2 separate regions of the Homo sapiens genome follow, and region 1 is linked to region 2. Evidence: chromatin loops called from intact Hi-C (ENCODE). Cell type or tissue: heart right ventricle. All regions are shown on one strand. Links, peaks and the distances in the headings refer to the core of each region. The heading gives the core; the rest is flanking DNA. Region 1 overlaps FRMD3 (FERM domain containing 3). Region 2 overlaps FRMD3 (FERM domain containing 3).

Region 1 (11,840 bases), core at 2,457-10,456, 49 kb after region 2:
TTTTCCCCAAAAAAAGAAAAGAAAATGTATTTTCTGAAGCAAGCCACAAAAATATGGGGTAGTGAAGTGAATATAACATTACTCCAAAGAAACAGAACCCAGAAATTCCAGCTTTTAAATTGCTGAAATAAACACTAACTATTTGGAGAAAATCATACTTGTGACTTACGGATGATGTCCTAAATAGGTCTCGACACGGTATTTAGGGAGAGTCACAAACTCTTTCTTTCTACCCACTCTACCTGTCTCAGAAGAGAGTTTTTTTTTTGTTTTGTTTTGTTTTGTTTTGAGATGGAGTCTTACTCTCTCGCCCAGGCTGGAGTGCAATGGCACAATCTTGGCTCACCACAAGCCATTTTCTTGCCTCAGCCTCCCGAGTAGCTGGGATTACAGGTGCCTGTCACCATGCCCAGCTAATTTTTGTATTTTTAGTAGAGACAGGGTTTCACCATATTGGCCAGGCTGTTCTCGAACTCCTAACCTCAGGTGATCCACCCGCCTCTGCCTCCCAAAGTGCTGAGATTACAGGCGTGAGCCACCGCATCCAGCAAAGAGAATATTTTCTCCACACAGATGTACGATCAGATCTGACCCAGGGCAGAGCCCCTAAATTAGGCCAAACAACCTCGCTGGGTGCAATAGGTAGAAATAGTCTTCCCTGCTGTGTGTGTTCTGTGCGTCCTACAGCTGAGAGGGCCATGAGAAGTTGTTCCCACCTCTGTGCTGCACCTCAGCATAGCCTTCCTCCCACAAAACAAATGGCTGCCGTAGGTCTCTCTCCAGAGAAAGAAAACCCTTCTGGAGGAAGGAAGGAGAGGCCTGAAAACCCTCACCTCTTTTGCAGGAGCTGCACCTCCATACCCATGTGAAGTTCCTTTAAAAAGGCATCTGTGAGGGGACACTGCTCACCTGGACATGCCTATTCTGAGTCCCAGAGTCTTGACACTCATCACCAAATGGGGGCCACACCCAGCCCAGGAAACTACATATAATAATTTATCTTTCGCTTAACACTTGATGAACATGGTTAAATATTGTTTGGGCCATGAAAGCCATAAAACATTTAATGTCCATAAATGGATAGGGTCCATACAGGCTCCAGAGAGAGTTAGGACATTGGTTTCTAATTCTTCATCCTTGAGGACATGGTAACAACCCATGACCAATGGCCAAGGGAAGCTCCCTATAATGACTGAGTCTGGAGCCTTTTCTCTCAGTTACCACATGGAACATTTCTTCTTCACAACTGGTTTGCTCTGAGGAGCCTACTGATGGCTTGCAATGGGCCAGGGAAAGCATTCAGTCTTCACTGGTTACAGCCAACTGGATGGTTACAGAACTCCAAAGCACCTATCCTCCTAATGTGACCCTTCTATGTCCGCCATCTTTCTTGTAGTTGGCTTCTTTATGCAGCAGCAGCACATTGCTGAGTGGAGAGGAAAGACGAAACCCCATTTTAGCAGAAATTCTCACTTTCTATTTGGCAGGCAGTTGAAAATGGGTTCTCTGTTTGCAGAAACATCCTGAACACATCATTAGATACATATTATGATTATTTTATTAGTAGATACAGACAAGATCACAAAGAGCTATGTGCCTTGCCCAAAGTGTTTAAACTTTCCCTGTGGGCAATGACAAGCCATCAGAAGATATTTAGCCAGTGAGTGACAGTAAGTTAGCAGTAAGCAGTAAGTAAACAAAGATAATGCTAGCAGTTATAAAATAAAATAAGGAGAAACTGGTAGAAAGACTAGATATAATACTAATCTATATTAAATATATTTCATTATATTCAGGAATTTTTCAAGCAGGGAACTGCTTTCCAAGATCCATCTCAAGGTCTCAAAACACACACTTCCAGCTTGGTGGCACTACCTCCCTGACAATAGCCATTACAAAAACCAGAAGAAGTCTTGGGCATCAGTAAGTTTGTTGGTGCAGACTGCTGCCCAAGAGGATTCTCTGGTTTCTACCAGCAGAGGAAACCAGACCCAATTTCTTTGTAGCCAGTGGTCCTATGCCTGGGTCATTTCTAAGGTCAGAAGAGCACTTCACCTATACTCTAATTCTGAAATCCAAGTCATGTTCAAGGCACTTATTGGACCAAACTGTCATTTAGATTAATAGAACACAAAGCTCCCCTTGTAAATACAAATGTAATCAATACATCAGTGATCAGTGTAATAGTCATGTGGTAGTCCCTATAATCCAATGTCCAAAGAGAGTAATGGTCCAGTTTCTGACTGGTCCAGTGGATCCCTAATTCTTCTTCTGTCACTTCTGGGCTCTGGACTGTCCATATCATATCCCTAAAGACATGACTCAATAGATCAGCTCCCAGCTGGACCACTCCCACAGGGCCATCAGCAATTGTCACCCCCAGCCTCCAGGGCAATATACAACACTGCATAAAAAATGATCACAGGACGAGGGGCAACATTACTATCCAATTCTTCATTTGTTCAGTTGGGGAAGAAAGGGAACACCTACGCTATCAAAGGCAGTGTAACAGAGAGGGAAGCACACTCATTTAGTTAGCAGACAGACTGGATTCCAATCTGAGCCTTGTGTTTCCATGGGCAATTTGCCTGACCTCTCTGAATCCGTTTTCTTATCTATCAGATAGGAATAGGGGCCTGTGCCTTGCATAATTGAGGTAAAGATTACAGATGGTATATGTGAGGCATGTAACGCAGAGTCTGACGCCAGGAGGTGTGGGGGCCATTAGGGCTGCATTCTGGTTCTCCTCTCCTTCAGGCACAGGACGGAATTGTGCTTTCCAGCTCCATTTGCAGTAGGTCTTGGCCATGAGACTTGTTTCGGCCAATGAAGCTTAAAGAGCCAGTGAGAGACTCACCACACACCCTTCCCTCTACTGTGGTGGTCATGGTAGCATGCAAGATAAAGCCTCCATCATTCAGGGTCACTGTGTGACCACGATCAGAAGAATGCCCCAACAGACCCTCATGGAACATTACAGCCCGAACAAGAAAATCAATGTTCTATGCGGCTACTGAGCTGTGAGGGGTTCTGGTCACTGCAGCATCACCTATCCCCTGCTGACCGAGAGACTAAGTACCCAGTGAAGTCTAGATAATGTGAATTTTGTTTTTGTTATTTCAAAATATCACCTTTGAAAAGAACGTGGGAATGCCTGAGAAGTCAGATTCCGACTGAACGGATCCCAAGGTTGATCCCAAGGCAATTCACCAGTCGAGGATCCTGACACATTAGTTATTTAGACTTAAAAGGAGAAAAAATAAATAATCTCAGCTCCTGGATCTAAATGATGCCTCCATGAATTAAGGATTTAAAAAGTCACATTGAGCCAAGTAGATAAATACACAAAAGAGTCTCTACAGATTAAAAGCTCAAGGGCACTGGACCCCAGCCAGAATGATCATAATCCAAGAATCCAGGTCAACAGTCCTGGAAAATTACTCTTAAGTATTTCCAGCATTTAAAACTCCTCAATGGACTAGAAAACATCTGTTTCCTAATCTAGTGGAAAAAAGCCTCATTGCTAAATAGTAGGCAGCACCCCCAAGCATGAAATTCATTGCCATTTTCCTGGGCAAAAACAAACACACACATTAACCCTCCCTCGGTTGTTATCTGCGGACGCCACCAGCTTTAGATGCCATGACAGAAAGGGAGGTATGTTTTCTTCCTGCCTTTACATACAAACAGAGAACAGAATCCTTTGCTTTCCTTGAAACTGCCAAAAAAAGGCCAGTATGAACTCCAAAGCACCAGCATCCATTTCTTTACAGACATTTTAGGCAGAAAATGAAATATGTCGGACTACTGAATAAATATAATCTGTTTCCTTTGGCATTGACCTAGTACAGCATAAAGAACGTGCGCACTAAAGCCCGACACATCTTTCAAATTGATAGAATTCAAATCCTGTCTTTACCACTTATCAGCCGAGTGATCTTAGATGCGTCACCCTCTCTGAGACTCAGTTTGCTCAGATTTGGAATAACACTGACAATAACAGCTACCACTGGTGAGAGTCTACTAGTGCCAGATGTAAGAGCTTTGTGTACATTCAATCTTTAAGTCCTTACAAAAACCACATAAAGGGTGGTTTATACAGATCTTTTTTTTTTTTTTTTTTTTTGAGACAGAGTCTTGTTCTGTTGCCCAGGCTGGAGTGCAGTGGTGCGATCTCAGCTCACTGCAGCCTCCACCTCCTGGGTTCAAGCAATTCTCCTGCCTCAGCCTCCCAAGTAACTGGGACTACAGGTGTACACCAGCACACCTGGCTAATTTTTGTATTTTTAGTAGAGACGGGGTTTCACCATGTTGGCCAGGCTGGTCTCCAACTCCTGACCTCAAGTGATCCACCCACCTCGGCCTCCCAAAGTGCTGGGATTACACATGGAACTTACACAGGAGAAAAATAAGGTTCTAAACTAATAGGGAGGAAAGCCAACGTATAAAATTGGATCTGTCTGACTCCTGAGCCTGAGCACTGAATCCTCAGTGGAGGGGGGGTACATTCCCCCTCCACGACCACCCCACCCCCAACCCCAGACCACCTCTTGGGGTAATAGTAATCACAGCGTGCAGGGTGAAACAGCAGCACAGTCCCTCACACAGAGTCCACATACATCCTGTGTGAGTTACCTCCCTTTCATCTCCCCTCTCCTCCCCATCTCATTCTGTTCCTTTCACATTTCCACATTTTTCCAAATGCTTTGATATTCCTTCTAAACCAAAAGTCTTCAGTAGTCATAAAAAGACTTCTGCAACATGTCTTATGTTCATACTAATCTATACTTATGTCTTATGTTCATACTAAACTTTTCATTAATCTATGGAGATATGAATGTCAACATAAAAATACATATGGCCTTAGATGTGTATGTATAGATATAAATATAGAAATAGTGGAAGGAAATGTTAGCAATGAATATCACTGTATGGGGAATCATAAATGATTCTTATTATCTTTCACTTTTTTTGTATTGCATCTGGTGAGAGTATGTTTCTTTTTTTATTATACTTTAAGTTCTATACATGTGCACAATGTGCAGGTTTGTTACATATGCATACATGTGCCATGTTGGTTTGCAGCACCCATTAACTTGTCATTTACATTAGGTATTTCTCCTAATGCTATCCCTCCCCTACGCCCCCACTCCACAACAGGCCCCAGTATGTGATGTACCCCGCCCTGTATCGAAGTGTTCTCATTGTTCAATTCCCACCTATGAGTGAGAACATGCGGTGTTTGGTTTTCCATCCTTGCGATAGTTTGCTCAGAATGATGGTTTCCAGCTTCACCCATGTCGCTACAAAGGACATGAACTCATCCTTTTTTATGGCTGCATAGCATTCCATGGTGCATATGTGCCATATTTTCTTAATCCAGTCTGTCATTGATGGACATTTGGGTTGGTTCCAAGTCTTTGCTATTGTGAATAGTGCCGCAATAAACATACATGTGCATGTGTCTTTATAGTAGCATGATTTATAATCCTTTGGGTATATACCCAGTAATGGGATCGCTGGGTCAGATGGTATTTCTAGTTCCAGATCCTCGAGGAATCGCCACACTGTCCCCCACAATTGTTGAAGCAGTCTACACTCCCACCAACAGTGTAAAAGCGCTCCTATTTCTCCACATCCTCTCCAGCACCTGTTGTTTCCTGACTTTTTAATGATCGCCATTCCAACTGGTGTGAGATGGCATCTCATTGTGGTGAGAGTATGTTTCTTTGGCAAGCAGGAAACACTAGATATTTTTCAAAATCATGGAAGGAGACCACTGTGCTCTTTTTAATTTTTTTCAATATTTGCATGTATTGCTTCCAGAATAAACAAGGGTCATTCAGTCACTACAATTATATTTCTTTTATTTTTGCTTCCTTTTTAACATGTTCAAATGTTACAATTAATGCACAGAAAAAACATCTACTTCACACTTAGTGCTGGTGATGTTCCTTCAACATTGTGAACAGGCAACTGTAGCCACAGTGGGCCTGTGATGACAAGCATGACTCCAGCACAAGACAGGGAGACCCAGAAGCAGGGCCATTAGACCTGTTCACATGGGAGATGCGGGCTAGACCTGGGCTCAGAGCCAGGCCCAGCCAAGCTCCTCCTGACCAGCCAATGACCTCCCTGACCCCGCCCTTTCCCAAAGTGGCCATTTTTACACATAAAACCAAGCTTAGGTCTGGCTTGGTTCCCACATCCCTAGTAATGGCTGGTGATTATCTCAGACAGTCGGGGCTGCCCAGATTGCCTTGGAAAATTCATGCCAGGAATAAGCTAAGTCTCCTCCTCTTCAAATCTTTCCAGGCAAAATAGAAAGCATGTGTGCTATCTTCGGAGTTTCCTTCAAATTTCATGTTTCCTTTGGCTCTGCAGAAGTGAAGTTAGTTCTCCCTGTCCCAAAACAGGACGAAAATGGCCACAGAATGCTGTGTACTTGAATCACATTGACCCAAAGTGATCACCTACCAGGCTACCACTAACATCAGGTTCTAGAGGTCCTATGCCCTCAGCTTTAAGCAAGAACCTGAAAAGCAACAACAGGCTAAAAATTTGCTTCTGCCTTTGCTGTAAGATGCTCTTGAGGGTGCTGTTGTTTCCATCACCTATTTTCTTGTGCAGCCCCAAGTTGGAGTTAAGACTGAGAAATCCTTGTCTTCCACGGGAACTGATGGATTTTCTCTCTCATGGATAAATTACATTTCCCTTTTCAAGTTGCTTCCAGGAAGTTCAAAGCCAAATGCATGATCCTGCAACAACTATGCCAAGTCATACAGCCTCAATACCTGTGGTTGGCTCTTTCCCGTAGTCTCAACATTTCATTTACTTTATATTTACCCTTATTCTTACTTTATACTATTTCTTAAGACTTTACTCGGCACCACCTATTAGCCAACTCAAATCCTGTGTAAAATCTATTAGATATAAATTAATAAGGCTGAGCACAGTGGCTCACGCCTGTAATCCCAATGCTTTGGGAGGCCAAAGAGGTCAGATCACTTGAAGTCAGGAGTTCAAGACTAGCCTAGCCAACATGGTGAAACCCCGTCTCTACTAAAAATACAAAAATTAGCTGGGTGTGGTGGCAGGTGCTTGAACCCAGGAGGCGGAGGTTGCAGTGAGCCGAGATCACACCACTGCACTCCAGCCTGGGTGACAGAGCTAGACCCTATCTCAAAAATAAATAGATAGATAGATAGATAGATAGATAGATAGATAGATAGACAGATAGATAAGATACTGCTGGCTGACAGCAGCCACACCAGAGGCATGCCATCCAGAAGATATGCTCCAAAGGGCACCGGAAGGGGCCTCTCTTTTTCCCACCACACTCTAGTCTCAGCTGCATGACAGCTCACATTTTAAATTCATTCATCTAGCAAAACTGGCTTTCTCCTATTCTTAGGAGTAAAGCAAATATACTTAGGAAGGATGCCTCCTTATTTATCCTTGCAAATAAGTTTATTATGATCTTGTTTAATCATACATAGCTAAGCACAGGTGTGGATTTAGGAAAATAGACACTAAGAGAAAGGACAATTGAGTTTGATGAAAGATTTAAGGAATGTTTGAGGATTAGGAATGTTTGCACTTTGAGGAATTGCTTTTCTGAGACAAGCAAGCTTGTAAGTGAAAAGGCTACTTGATATAAGAAAAGGGGTGAGAACAGAATTCACTCTACCTACTTCACAATTTGGAATAAACACCCAAACCAAAGCCTAAGAGTCTGTGGTGAGGGTTTGCTGTGTATAGTAGCCAGCACTTCACAGCATTTCAGAGTTCACAAGGAGCTCTCTTCAGATATTATCTCATTTAATCTTCAGAATGACCCTGTATGTTTCTGTTATTCTCCTTACTCCATAAATATGAGAACTGTGGCTCAGAGAGGTTAGTCACTTGTCCCAAGAGTACACAACTATTCAGTGGCAGAGGGAAGACAAAAACACAGATCCCTTCCATTAGAACATGGTCACTAGGGCCAATCTGAGCCGTATCCATATCGTGTGTATGCAGCACAACAGCAAGAAAGAACAGCCGGGCCAGCCCCCGGCCTCGAGCTTGCCGGGAGATGAAGTGTGTGAGATCTGATTCCAGCAGCCCTTCTGCCAGAGCCCAGCGGCCTTCATACCACACAGTCTGCCTTTGGGTAACCCTAACAGGTCTCCAAACAAAACTATAACTGACACTCGAAAATGAAAACCTCTGTTGGCCGGGCGCGGTGGCTCACGCATGTAATCCCAGCACTTTCGGAGGCCGAGGCGGGCGGATCACAAGGTCAGGAAATCAAGACCATCCTGGCTAACACGGTGAAACCCCGTCTCTACTAAAAATACAAAAAATTAGCCGGGCGCGGTGGCGGGCGCCTGTAGTCCCAGCTACTCGGGAGGCTGAGGCAGGAGAATGGCGTGAAACGGGGAGGCAGAGCTTGCAGTGAGCCGAGATCGCGCCACTGCACTCCAGCCTGGGCGACAGAGCAAGACTCGGTCTCAAAAAAAAAAAAAAAAAAAAAGGAAACCTCTGTCTGCTGCGACGTCCACACGGAAGAAAAGATGAGATTTGCCAAGTAGAAAAGAAAAGATTTGCCAAGTAGGAAAGTCTTTTTCTTGTACTTTACACCAATTGTTCTTCCTTTACTCTGCATATATGAAAGTGTTTCTGGGGCACTTGAGTATGGGGTGCTAAATTTACGGATTCTAAATGTTCTAATTTATTTATAATCGAGTATATGTGAAATGAGAAGAAAATGCAACTCTCAACAACAAATTACACCTTCCTCCCACACCACTCATCAACCTCAAAGCCCTCCTCCTCACAGACAGCAGATCAGGGTTTTTGTTTTGTTTTGTTTTGTTTTGTTTTGTTTTGTTTTGTTTTGTTTTGTTTGAGACAGAGTCTTGCCTTGTCACCCAGGCTGGGCTGCAGTGGCGCCATCTCGGCTCACTGCAAGCTCTGCCTCCCTGGTTCAAGCGATTCTCCTGCCTCAGCCTCCCGAGTAGCTGGGATTACAGGCATGCGCCACCACGCACAGCTAATTTTTTGTATTTTTAGTAGAGACAGGGTTTCATCATGTTGGCTAGGCTGGTCTCACACTCCTGACCTTGTGATCTGCCCACCTCGGCCTCCCAAAGTGCTGGGATTACAGGCGTGAGCCACCGCGCCCGGCCAGATCAGGGTTTCTAAGTCCCCATGTTTGAGGAGCTCCTGCAATGACAGCAGGGAAACTGCCCTCCCATCCAGTGTGGCCCTGTTGGGGACAGGGGCCCTAGCCAGCACCAACCAGAGATAAATCCAAACCTCGATGAGACACAATAGGCAATCAGACCTTTCAGAGGAGCCAGGCTGGATGCGGGCCAGCCGTAGGCCCGAGGCACTGTGATGGCTCAGGTGAGTTCTGTCATGGGGGCAGTGAGGGGACCTGCAGTCAGAATTGGCAGCGACCCGGCCACCGATGACAGCCTGAAGCACAGGAGGTCAAGGGTCAGCCCAGAGCAGGCAGACAGGCCCAGGGAGGGCACTTGTTACCATCGGCAATGGAGGAGACCAGAGAGGGCACAGAGGCCAGAAAATCCAGCAATAGATTTTCCAGCACAGGGTAGGAGCTCCTGAACTAAAAGACAGAAGTCAGGATGTCAAATCCTAACACCACCATGTTCTGGCCGAGTCACCTCAAATAAAATATTTGTCCTCATTGTGCCCAAGTTTCTTAATTTAAAAAATAAGAGTAAGAGACCCAGTTCACAGGATTGCTGTGAGAATTAAATGAGATATTATTTATTAAAATGCCAATGCATTATCTGGCACATAACAGGTGCTCCATAAATGTGTCTTTTTCTCTTAAGACTCTACTGGAAGTCACAAGTGCTCCATGCCCCAAACTAAATAAAATGCCAGATGTAGATCTGTTTTGCTTCTCTTCTTTTCTTTGTTAGTTTGAGTACCTAAAGTTGGTGCTTCAGTGTATGAGAGTCCAATTTCAACATTACTTCCCCTGCTGCATCCTTCATGCCTTTCTAATCTTCCTATAGGCATTCTTAAATACACTTCTCTAAGAAACAGTATATTACCTACTTCAAAATATTATAATATTTGATGAGGGGCATACCCACCTCTGCCACAGTCCCCACCGCTCCCTATTGTCTCACTCCTGGCCCTATCTAAATAGAGGTGAAGAGCAACAGCACATATGGCCCATCCCAACCCTATCATGGCATCATACAGCTATGATTCCATGAGGACTACCCCACTGCTGAGGTTGAATATAGTTCCGTGGCAGCAGAGCCTAACCCAGCAGAGCAGCGGTAAGGCCTCAGGTGGCACCGGGCAAGTGGTAGCCTTGGCAAGGTAGGGAGGGAAAATAGAGGTGCATTTGCAGTCTTCCAGGGGTGGCCAATACAGGTAGCAAGTCAGCACCAGCTCGGTTTCCAAAGCTCCACTGTATCTCAGAAGAGAAACAATTACTCAGGAAAATCAAGGCCTCTGAGCCACTCTCCATTCCCCTCCCTAAGACCACAGAGCGGGAAAAAAAAATGCTTGAAAGCAGATCTGATTTTCAAGCTTCCACTCTGCTTTCGCTAAGATGATTTAAGCTAGCCAAACCTTCAAAGCCTCTAGCCTCCACAAATTTCACGTTACCTTGGCAGCAGTGGGGAGAGCAGTGACCAACAGTTACCTCTTCGAATGCTTTTCAGCTTTATTGTTACGGTTGGAAGAAGTCAAGTCAGAGCATACCTAGACAGCAACCTCATTGCAAATTCCCAGGCCTCCTTCAGCCTGTGGCCTTGCTCAGCTCTCTGTGATGTAGCAAAATGGGCCTTGGGGGTCTTATCTGTATGAAACATGCTGTGTTTGAGAGTGGACAGCTTGCTGAGCCATTGCAGAGGGCAAGGAGATCAGGAAGCAAAACAGCATTCACGGAGGGGATGTCCTAGGGGTCTCACTGGAGGCTCTCAGGGGCCAGGGATGATATTCAAAATATTTAACAACAAAGGAAGGCAAGAGAGGACCACCAAATCAAAATGATTGCCCCACCAGTCTGGACTCCGGTATGTCGCACCAACAGCCCATGGAGAAAGTAATGTTATTATCCACATTTTACAATTTTGAAAACCTAACACAGAACTCACGAACAGCTCTACGAGCTTCCATCTGGTCTGCTGAGAGGCCTGCCCACTGCCTCCGGGAAGACAGAATGAGGCCAGTGAACAGCTGTAAAATATCTTTTAGAAGAAGGACATCTGGTCTGGTCCTGGGATCACATAAGCTTCCTGGTTGAACTCTGAGGTCATGGGGTTTATTGTATTTACATGAAGAGCCATATTTTCACCAGAATCATAATGCCATCAAATTGGAGGACAGGACTTCAGAAATCACAGTGAGGTTTCTGCAGGCTAGTGACAGAGCTGGGTCCAGAACCCAGGCCTCTGGCTCCCACTCTGAGAACCTTCAGGCCACAGATGCACCCCTGCTCAGGCCCTTCTGATGTCTGTGGCATTGCACAGTTTGCCAAGCTCAGCTTTGCCAGAGGTGAAAACAGATGCAGAGGTATCTCAGCTCTAGACTCATGTTTGTTGATTGGACATTATAACCAAGTGATGGACTTGATCTCAGAAGCTCCTATGAAGATTCAGGAATTGAAAGTTGGACTGAGGGTAAGGAAGGGCAGTATGTTAAGATTGGAAACTCATGTATTTTCAAAATGATCAAATTGAGGCACTGTACCCTGTAATGTATGGAAATACTCTCATGTTGATCCAGCTGTTCGATTAAGAGAGTGCACTTGAAGCACTTAACTGGGTGCATTTCATGCCTCAATAACTTTTTTTTTAAAAAGG
Region 2 (11,840 bases), core at 1,470-9,469:
CTTCCATAAACCAACACAGAAAGGCAGTGTGGGAGATTCAGGGGAGCCCAGGACTAAGATCCAAAGACAGGCCTGTGTGACCTTGGGTAAACCCCTAGCTGTTTCTACTTCGGTAAAATAAGGTGGTTGGACTAGATTATTTCTAAGTTAGTTAGGTTATTTTTCCTTCTAAAATTCTACAAGTGAAAGATGTAACAGCCAAATCTGATTAACATAAATACCACTACAACAAAAATCTCTTCAGAGCAAAGACCCTTCTAAGCCCTCATCAGGATATCTGATAAGATTAATTTCTGCTTCAATCAAAGTCGCTGACAGACCCATGAAATGTTTTAGAGATGTGACCTATTAAAATATATGAAGAAATTAGAGGCATTAAGTGAGCTACTTTTTCAATCCACTAAAAATAATTTTGAAAGATCAGTTTGGTCTATGTTACATAATGATCTTTTCATTAAAGACCACTACCATTAACTCAGGAAGTTGGATGGGAAAGCCACACCCTCCAGCAAGATCTCCATTGACTACTCAAGACCTTGAGAGAAAAAAATGCTGCTGCAGACAATGCAGTGATTAGACAATGCAAGCGTGGCTGAAACAGGGGTCAATGCCTTCCAAAAAGCCTGGGATGCGCTGCACTGAGTGAAGGACGGGGGTTTATAAGCACATAGTGTGATATGAAACCTCCATTTTCCTGAAATCACTTTTGAGTTTGATTTTGAATAAGCTTCAAGTTTTTAACTTCCTTCCTGAGAAACCATCTGATATAGCTCAAAAGAGACAAAACATAAAAATGGAATTTGTTTTTAAATGTCTGTAATTGTTTTTTAATCCAGGAGTCTCAAATGACAAAGCTATACCTAACAGCTGAATTCAATGCCCAGAAAATAATCATTGGCTTTAGTTCCTTTTACACATATACTCTGTAATCCAATCATCTTTAAAAGGTTGCAGCATTATCCCCTCACCAAACATAACATAGGAGCTCATCATTTTATGATTGAATGGCAAAGCCCTCTTCATTAGGATGTACTATAGGGAAGTATTCCCTACCATATTCCAGATATGTGGGTCAAGGCAGTGCATTGTAATAATATGGGATTGAGCAGGCCTTGATTGTTCATGACAGATACTGCTGTCATTTTGCCCTAAAGAAGATGTACTCAACAGCACAACAAAGATTTTTTTTAAGGATTAAACACAGCAACCAATATACACCCTCCAGCAAGATCTCCATTGACTACTGAAGACCCTTGAGAGAAGAAAATGCTGCTGCAGACAACGCAGTGATTAGAGCAGGCAACCGTGGCTGAAACAGGGGCCAATGCCTTCCAAAAACCAGGTCAGGCCAATTCCCATGGTTCCAGACCACCAGGTGGATTCTAGGTCTTTGCTACTGAAGGTATAGCCTACAGATCAACACTATCACAGAGCAGCAGCCTCAGTCTCACCCAGGAGGGAGCCTGTTGGAGACAGAATCTCAGGCACTGCTCTAGCCCTGCTGCACCTGGTCTGCATTTTGGCAAAATCCCCAGTTAATTCGCATGCACATTGAAGTTTGAGAAGCATTGGTCCAGGAGGATTTCCACAACATGGGAAAAGCACAAAATTTTCCTTTCTCCAGGGACCACCACAAAGAAAAAAAAAAAAGCCCCTTTTCCTTGAGAATTGTCTCTTCCTTAACTCAGAAAAATCAGTCCTTTCCTGCCTTGGGTACACAAGCTGCCTCTGCCATTGTCAGGAGACATCAATAGCCCTTTGCAGTTCTGCCCTGGCCTCTGCACGTTGCCCAGCAAGCCTCACCACCCTGAGACCCTCCATGTCTCACTGCTTGGTGCCAAGGAAGTCAGCTTACAGTCCCACATTCTTCGCCTGGAAATCCGAAGTCTGTAAGCCATTTAAGTTCCCACTGTTGTCATTTTTGTCCCTTAAGCTCAGTTCTTGCACTAAACAAAAGCCTGCATACGCCCAGTACCAAAGGTTGGAAGAGCTGGTTCAGGAGTCAGGTGCATGAGGGGCAGAAGTCCAGCTACTGCCCATATACCTCACATCAGAAGAGAGACTGGGGAGTAAACAGTGGTTATGACCTGAACCTTCCACATGCTTCCTCCTGAACCTCCTGAAGATAGAGGTTCCTTCCCTGCGGCCTAAACCAGTGCCTGGCATGCTGGATGTTACCAGATGAATAAGAAGTCTTTCCTTTTTTCTCATGGAAAACATGAGGTCTGGGAACAGAAGGAAGCACTTTCCACAAGCCCGCACAGCACTAACAGAGAGCCCCGGGCGAGACAATAGCATCCTGGTATTGGCAGTTCCACAAATGTAGTGGAATTGGCCAACTTTCATGCATCTCTCTCAAGGTCTGTGTGCAGAAGTGGTTATCAAAGATTTCAAGTAAAAGGATTTCTTTTTAATGTCAGACTTTTGTTGATTCTCCCACAGGATAGCAGCTCTACGTGCAGTACTGATTGAGCAGAGAAAAAAAAATCAAGCAGCTAATTTAAATTCTTCAGAGCTGTTACCTAAATTATGTTTTATTAATCACAACAGTATTTAATACATGTGAAAAGTAGTAAGATATAAATGCGTGAGCAGGGTCTAATACAAAGATCAGTAGGATTTGATAATCTGTGCTTAAAATCCATATGTGCATAAGTATAGACTTTTGATGCTGTCTCTAAATGAGGTTGTATGGTCTCAGAAATGCACTGACAGGGTTGAAAGAATTTGTTCAACTACACAACTTAACTTGTGTCTCAATACTGGTCCTTATTATCTATAGTACACTGTGACTTGATTCTTTTTATAAATACTGTACTAAAATAATGTGAAGACAATTGCAATATTTTTAATGTGTTAAAATCTATAAGCCAATGCTAGCCAAGATGTGACCCATGGACTATGCCAGAACATGAACAGTGCATGACTGGTCCTCCAAGACAGCAGTCACCATCCTTTTTGGAACCAGGGACCAGTTTCACGGAAGATAATTTTTCCAACGACAGGGTGGTGGGATGGTTTCAGGATGATTCAGGCACCTAACATTTATTGTGCACTTTATTTCTATTATTATTATATTGTAATATATAAGGAAATAATTATACAATTTACCATAATGTAGACGCGGTGGGAGCCCTGAGCTTGTTTTCCTGCAACTAACTGGGGGTGGTGGGAGACAGTGACAGATCATCAGGCATTAGATTCTCATAAGGAGTGTGCAGCCTAGATCTCTCACCTGCACAGCTCACAATAGCTTTGCACTCCCATGAGAATCTAATGCTGCCGCTGATCTGACAGGAGGTGGAGCTCAGGTAGTACTGCGAGGGATGGGGAGCAGCTGTAAATACAGATGAAGCTTCTTGCTTGCCCGCAGCTCACCTACTGCTATGCAGCTCAGTTCTGAGGCCCGGGGATTGGATCCCCTACTCCAAAAAACAAGTGCAGAAATTAAGATCAATTTAATTCTATTGTGTGTGTGTTTTTGATTTTGTTTTTTTTTGTTGTTGTTGTTTTTTTTTACAAATATTGGTCCAAAGTAGACTGGAGGAATAAAAATCTAGTACTTGTGTCTCCCCACAGAGAGTTTGAGAGTTTGAGACTCTCTGATCTAAACTGTGCCACCAGGCTTGGGGGTTCTGTTTGGGATTTCTTTAGTCCACAAGCCCCAAAGTGTAAAAGGGGTTGTGTCCTCTCTCTCACCTTCTCTGCCCATTTTTCAGACAATTTTTAGTGTGCGTTGGATTGCTGAACCCCCTGCAATAATCTCATCTTCCCTCAGGGTGGAAAGTGTTAGTCTCCTGGGTATGGCAGGATACTTGGCATAATTCTGGGCATCTCAAAAGGCAAATTCTCTCCCTGGGCTACAGACTCACTGATATGGCAAACTAGGATCTATTTCAAAAGAATTTGTGTGAAACAATCACATGTCTGATTAGGGATGGCTGGGTAAGAGTGGGCTAACCCTTTTGAGAGAGTGAAAAAAAGTATTTAGTTACTCTGAATCTCTATCTCCTGGTCTGTAAACTCTACATAATGCAGTCTTTAATGGGTAACCTGTGTATTAAAGACAATGTTTGTAAATATCTTGTTGGACACACAGTAGCTGCTCAATAAATGACAGCTATATACTGTTGTTGTTTGTAATATGATGATTTTGTTTCTTCTGATGCCCACAGTACCTTCTCTTCAAAGGCTGCTGAGTGGACCAGAGTCAGTAGTAAGTCCCACCAAACACAGATGTCAGGAGAGCTTATCATTCTCTCACAGAACGGGTTGGATTTACCCCTTTACACCCTATGGAACCTAATTTTTACAATCACAAACTAGCCTACTTGTCAGAAAAGTCCACCTCTCCTCCCCACCCCAAAGTATGTACTAGGAAAACAGAAGATGCCACTGTGTTCTAATCTTGTTTTCACCACTCATCAGCTAAGTGGCCTTAAGAAAGTCACCAAATTCCTCTGAGACTGTTTCTCCTTCCATAATGGGAGAATAATGATGGTAACTTCCAGATGTATCCCCAATTAGATATTCTAAGGCTCATTCATGTATCTATTAAACACCTATTATGCACCAGGCATTGAGATAGGGATTATAAATAAGCAAAGAGTGAAACCTAGAAATTTATCATCTCACAGATCTTAAAATCCTGCCCTTTGTAAAATGTGAATGAATTTTGTAAACTGCAAAGTATTATACCAATGTTAGATGTCATTATTAATAATATTAAGAATAATCTTAATCTTAAATCTTTGTCTCAATTTTACAGATCCTTTTAGATATAAGGAAGTTAAGTGGAATAGTATTTGCCTCCCAGAACTGTCCTCTATAGATTTAAAAAAAAAAAAAAAAGGGAACAAAAAGACAAAGAACTCAATTCTTTTTTTTATTCATTTGAGTTTTATTTTACGTTCATGGGTACATGTGCAGGTTCGTTATACAGGTAAACTTGTGTCATGGGGGTTTGTTGTACAGATTATCTCATCACCCAGGTATTAAGCCTAGTACCCATTAGTAATTTTTTCTGATCCTCTCCCTCCTCCCACTCTCCACCCCCAACAAGTTTCCATGTCTGTTGTTCCCCTCTTTGTGTCCATGTGTTCTCATCATTTAGCTCCCACTTATAAGTGAGAACAGGTGGTATTTGGTTTTCTGTTCCTGCTTTAGTTTGCTAAGGATAACTTTCCTTGATTCTCTGCAGCCAACTGCTGATGATGCATTTACTTCAACTCCCAAGTTCAGCAGTAAAATTAAAACAACAATAAATTTGTGCTTAAAGAAAAAGAGCAAAGAAATCAATTGCCCAAGTCAGCAATAGCTTTTCTTCAATTAAAAAAAAAAAAAAGTCTGGCAGATTTCAGTCCCCAATTCCTAAAACTCCAAGCGAGGTTTTGTTCAGCCTTTTAGACATTGGTTAAGTGGAAAAAACAGTACCAACCCCAAAATACTGAATATATTGCTAAACAAGTTTAGAGTTTGGATAGCTACCTTTAGGGATGAAGGTATGAACATAGTAATAAGAACTACTATTCATTTAACACTTACTGTATATCAAGAACTTTGCTACATATTTTGCATTTGATCTCTTGACAACCCATTGGGGTAGTTAATATTCTCCTCATGTTACAGATGAGGAAAAATGAACTCAGAAATTCTGTGTTTGTTTACAGGGCTGTCAAACCGAGGTCTGACACCTATGCTGAATCTGTTCTAGGAACTCAGTTGGCCTATGTGTCCCCATTCTCTATGTGGAGAGAGAGGAAAACAACAATATGAGGATTTGGAAGCAATGTCAAGTTCTCCAATTACTAGAATTTGGACACTGGCAGGAAGGAGCACTGGGTTACCCACAACAACACCAGGCTGGGAAAAGGCAGTTTTATAAAATACAAAGCACATTATAATAGACTTCATTGGTTAACTGCTTAGCAACCATACATCCCTTTATCTTTCTTAAAGGAACCCAGATTTTCCTCAGGTATGCACATGCGTGTACACACATGCACGCACACACATGGTACAGGCATAAGCCTCAAGGAACTATGACCCAATCGCATCTGAGGGCTCTAGCTTGGTTGGTATGAGGGTAACCCCACCTCTCTTGTCTGATTGGTTCAGGAAAGGACACATGACCCAGCTTAGGCCAATGAGACATGAGGAATACTTTACGAGGGCTTCTGGGATAATTCTTATTTACTCTTCTGAAAGAGCTTCGAGAAGAGACTTGCCCTTCCCTCTGGACCATACACAGAGGTGCAGTGGGATTGAGGATGAAGCCGAAATATTCACAGAGAAATGGAGCCTGTGTCTGCAAACTGTCAATCAGTTAATGTGAATTTCCTTGGAGATGCCCATGAAATTCCTTATTATTTCAGCAAGTACAGATTGGCTTTTCTGTTTGTTGCACCCAACATTTTCACTCCGGAGAGAAGGTAAATCAATGCCTCAGGCCAAGAAGAGCTAAGAGAGAACAGTAATGCTGGTGTGAAACACAGTTGCAGAGATGGCTGACTGATGAGCCCGGGAGCAGTCCATTGACTCTACTCTTTGTTCTGCTGTGTTCTATTCAGTCAGCATAGTGTTAACTGAGCTGATCATGGCTGACTGATGAGCCCAGGAGCAGAGTCCATTGACTGCTGTGTTCTATCAGTCAGCATAGCGTTTTGGTGTTTTTGAATGGGGAGACTGCACATAAAATCTGGATGCTAGCTGCCCTTGAAAAGCTGGAGGGTGTGGAAGCTGGACCGTAAAGGTCTGGTTGGCTTCTCCTTTCCCTGAAAAATGAACTCTGCAGTCCACCACATTTCCGCCTTCCCTGTTGTCTTCCGCTTCTTCCATTTCCCTCAATTCCCTGATCACTGGAGGTATTTGAGTTTACAATCCCTAATCTGAGGCAATAACAGAGGTCTCAGAAAGCGATCCTTGAAAGAGCTTTCCTTGGAAGTACATCCTCAGAGCCAGGAAACATCCTCAGCGGACACAGCTTTGGGCTGCCCTCTAAAGCTGCCCAACAACTGGGGTCCTAGGACACAATGGAGGAAGAAAAACTTAATACAGAACAGAGACATGGGAGAGGCTCGCTGGAATGAGGGAAGCAGGCAAGGGCCAGAGGAGTTGGAAGCACAGCCCCAGGATGGTGGGAACAGTTTGCTCTGGGGTTGGCACTGTTCCTCCAGGACCCCTCTATGATAAACAGAAGTGGGAGCTGTGAGGCCTCATTTCCTAATTATGAGGGTTGTGAGGTTCTTGTTCAAAGGGCTCTGTTGCTTGGCACCTTATGCCTGCAGAAGTTGCTTTTGAGAAGGGACAGCCTTCATAAATGTACATCTGGGAAAGAACAGAATTGTCTCTGGTGATTCTTCTACCTGGAAGGAAGAATCCAATCATCTGAATGCCCAGAAACTCCATGAGGAGCTTCAAACCAATTACAAGGCCCTTAACAGCAACTAAATGCTCAGTTTGCTGCTAGGATTATGTCTTCTAGGGACAGATGGATACATTTCTCTGGTGAATTAAGGGCCTTGATTCATTTACCTTCATAGGCAGATGAATACAGAATAGTAATGAGAAACTGGTGAACTAAATAGTTCTGCTTTTATTGTCAAGGACAAGCATTTATTAATATAAGAAAGATTGTAGCTTGATTGAACAACATAAAAGTGCTCTGTTAATATTCTGCTATAAAAAAACTCAAGCCTATTTGTGTAAATTCACACATTTTGTTATGTTAGGGACCACAGCTTTAACAAAAACTGCATCTCTTTAATAAGAAAACCTTTATTAAACAGCAAGTAATATATTGCTTTGTTAACAGTAACTGGTACTATTACAAACAGTAACTGGCATTCTTCCTATTGCAAACAGTAACTAGTATTAGATATTACGCTGTGATATATATTCAGAAAATTACATCATCCCAAGAATATGAGAGAAATATTAAAGCTATTTAAATGGGAGATAAATGTAAAGAAAAACAAGAATAGAGGAACCTCTCATGGTTGAATCTGTGGTTCTCACACAGAAATTAAAAGTTTCTTTGATTTGTGTTATCCAAATATTTTCAAATGTATGGAAGATAAACCCAAGATTTGGGAAAAATGAAATATGCCTAATGCTAAATGACGAGTTAATGGGTGCAGCACACCAACATGGCACATGTATACATACATAACAAACCTGCACGTTGTGCACATGTACCCTAAAACTTAAAGTATAATAATAATAAAATTTTTAAAAGAAGAAAGAAATATGTAATTCTGAATACATATCTGTTTTAGAGTAATAATTAGTAGCTAAAGCTAAGATAATTGCAAATACAGGCAAATTTTATTAAAGGCGTTTTTGTGCCCAGTAAGTATTCATAAGTTGGTGGAGGATTATGACTATAGTAGTGACCTAAAAAACAGAAAATAACAACAAAAACAATACCAGGGCCAGCTACCCATGAGGGAAACAAAATCAATAGTTGCCTGAAAGTGAGCACTGGATACAAAAACAAAGGCAAGACACAAACAGCCACCTTACCCAGCCAGGCCCAATGGTAGAGAATGAAAACCCAACTGCTTATCTAATGCCCATGGTAGCCCCTACACACTATGAGAAGATAGACATACAGTCAACATCACAGCAAGAGGCTTAATAGTATTAAAGCTAGAGAAGTCAAAAGGGTCCTAAGGAAGAAAGACAAAGAAATAGTGCATCCAGGAGAAGATGAAGCAGCCAGAATACGTTGGTCAGTTTTTCATCTGAATCCTAAACAGTGTCTTCTGAAGGAGTGTCACAGTTGAATAATCAGTCAAGGTAGCTTGGAGTTAGTAACGTTTGCCTCTTTTTGTTTCTCTTCTGGGTGTTTTCTGCCTCCATTACCTCTACTGCGTACTGTGGCTTTCATTCTAAAAGATGCCTTGTGTATCTGTTCCTAGTCATTCGGTCATTTCTGTTCTGACTGGCACACAGGTCCATCCCAATGCTCAGGGAATCATATTTGATTTGTCAGCTCTTCTTAGCAGTTTTTGCCACAGCCTGTGCTCAAAAGGTTCTTTCTTCTCCATCTTTTTCTTCTTCTTGTTCCAGATTTTCGTGCCAGGTCCAGCTCTTCAAAGCACTCACATCAGAATAATCTAGACATTTTACAAGTTGAATCTTTTCTATGATTTTAACAAAGTGAGTTTTTTTCTTCATGCTAAGGCTAAGGCTCAAAGAAGCTAATTAACTTATCCAAAGTCAACAGAGCTAGAAACTGGCAGAGTAAATATTTAAACCTGGGACTGCTATATTTGGTTATTATAACCACATTTTTTAATTGTTAAAAAGAAATAAATAACTTCCTCAACTTGATAAAGAACGTCTACCACATTTTAAAATTGTTAAAAAGAAATAAATAACTTCCTCAACTTGATAAAGAATGTCTATTAAAACTATACAGCTAACATCATACTTAATAGTGAGAAACTAGATGTGTTTCCCTTAAAACAGGGAACAAGGCAAAGATGTCCTCTCTTACCACTTCTTTTCAACACCATACTGGAAGTCCTAGCTAATGCAGTAACACAAGACAAGAAAGAAAAAAGAAGAGAAAAGAAAAGACAGGAGAGGAGAAGAGAGAAAAGAAAAGAAAAAGGTATGCAGATTGGGAAGGAAGAAATAAAAATTTCTTTGTCTGCAGATGACATCAGATGTTCTCATTGTCTATGTAAAAAATATCAAAGAATCTACCAAAAAAACCCACTCCTAGAATTAATAAACTAATAAATGCAATGTTGCAGGACATAAAGCTAACATACAAAAATAAATTGTTTTCCTATAGACCAGCAATGAACAATTGAAAGTTGAAATTAAAAACAAAAGACCATTTATATTAGCACCCCAAAAAATGAAATACTTAGGGATAACTCTAACAAAATATGTACAAAATCTATATCAGGAAAACTACCAAAATTTGGATGAAAGAAATAAAAGATCTAAATAAATGGATATTCTAGTACCCATGAACAGAATAGAAAAACTCAATATTGTCAAGATGTCAGTTCTTTTCAATTTATTCTATAGATTCAATGCAAGCTCCATCAAAATCCCAGTGGGATATTGACAGTCAGATTCTGATGTTTTGTGAAAAGGCAAAAGATTTAGAGTGGCCAACACAGTATTGATGACAAACAATGTCAGAGGACTGATGCTACCCAGCTTCAAGACTTACTATAAAGTTACAGTGATGAAGGCAATGTGGTATTAGCAAAATAATAGGCAAATAGAAAAATGAAACACAATAGAGAACCCAGAAATAGACTCACACAAATATAGTCAACTGATTTCTGACAAAAAGTCCCCAAAGGATAAAATATATATTTTTAAGTTATCCTGACCACAGTAGCTGAGACAAGATTTTAAGCAAAGTGCTTTCAGAAATGAGCTATCTTTATTAATCAATGCTTCCTGAACTTAAGTACATCTTCATTTAATATCTGCTTCTTTTTCTTAGTATAGTCTGTGATCTGGAATATTTGCTTCTCTAACAAGCCTTGTGAAACAGAAAGGCCAAACTCTCTGGGATTCACCATCTCCTTGAGCCACATCAGGAGATGCTAGCATCACCTCCTCTTCTTCTCAGATTCCTAATTAACAAGCATTCACTTAGAACTTCCTTAGTGCCTGGTTCTATGTACTATATTTAGATTACCTCAACTATTCATTGGATTTCATCCACGTAAGCCCCAGGAGCTAATTGCGTTCCCATTTTCAAGAAGAGGAAGATAAAACTTAGGGTGGCTGAATAACTTGACCAAGGTCACATGGCAAGCAAATGGCAAAATGCCAGGTTTGAACTCAGGTCTCTCAGAGTCCAGAAAGAAAAGACTAGAATTATTAACCGTTAGCGAGCAGTACAATGTTCAGATTTTTAAAAGTAGAATCACAGAATGTTGGAGTTGGAAGGTACTATAGAGATAATCTTATCCAAACTCTTCATCTCAGAAATGGGGAAACTGAGACCCAGAGAATTTTAGATGAAATAATACAAATTAGTGCTGGAATTAAGATTTCAAATCAAGAGCTGGAGCCAAGATATATCAGTCAGGATAGGCTAGATTAAGCTGCAGTAACAAAGAATTCCAAAAGGTCAGTGAGTTAACACCACAGAGGTTTATTTCTCACTTAGTATGCACAGCCAATGAATATTAGCAGGGGAGAATTCTGCTCCTAATCTCTTTGAGATGTGAAGGGATTAAGGATTCCTCTTAACAGCTGTTTCAACAGTCAACACAGCAGCAGGAAAGGAATGTGGTGAGTCCCACACCAGCTTCTAAACATTCTGCCTGGAAGTGACATGCATCACTTCGGTTTATTGGCCAAAATAAGATACATATCTTGCCTAACTTCAGAGAGGTAAGAAAGTAAAATTTCATCATGTGCCTAAAAGGATGAAATAAAGAATGCTTACAAATAATCCTAATAGCGATCACACTAGGGCTCAGTCCAACACTGGGTTTAATTAGCATAGCAAGCTGGATTGGCCCTCCACAAGACTGTTTTTTAAATATGCACCTAAAATAATATTGTCACCCATTTTAAAATCAATACAAATATGCCTCAGGCATTTCTATAATAAATCTTAAACTATTATGTGCATTTTAAGGCATTCCATGAGTTTAGAGTTCATGGTCTAATTGGAATTGCTTGTGGCTCATATTTTTTAAATGATTTGTGAGTATACAGCTCCAAGAAAAATACAGCAACAGTCAATTAGGAGCTGACATTCACACCCAGAGAGCAAAGAGATGGTTTCTGCTTGTGGAATTCTTAACGCCCCAGGAGCCTAACAAGGAAGACAGAATTCCTCCTGAAAT

Evidence for each region. Peaks named below come from ENCODE experiments on the same cell type or tissue, not always from the same donor. Only the 100,000 strongest peaks of a DNase experiment are listed, where the experiment ranks them.
Region 1: a loop joins it to region 2, with 1.8 times the contacts of the local background. A loop is called at or near these places in 2 of 110 quality-filtered maps.

Annotation. Positions count from the first base shown.
Region 1 is chr9:83,438,150-83,449,989 of GRCh38, forward strand. The region is part of intron 1 of FRMD3 (FERM domain containing 3); the gene reads right to left. Among named protein-coding and RNA genes, the nearest start is that of FRMD3, 94 kb to the right of the region's middle. In heart right ventricle, for the core only: no CTCF peak of the experiment used is centred there; a DNase peak (open chromatin) is centred at 6,152; H3K27ac peaks cover 6,649 bases.
Region 2 is chr9:83,390,441-83,402,280 of GRCh38, forward strand. All of the region lies in intron 1 of FRMD3 (FERM domain containing 3), which reads right to left. Among named protein-coding and RNA genes, the nearest start is that of FRMD3, 140 kb to the right of the region's middle. In heart right ventricle, for the core only: no CTCF peak of the experiment used is centred there; no DNase peak of the experiment used is centred there.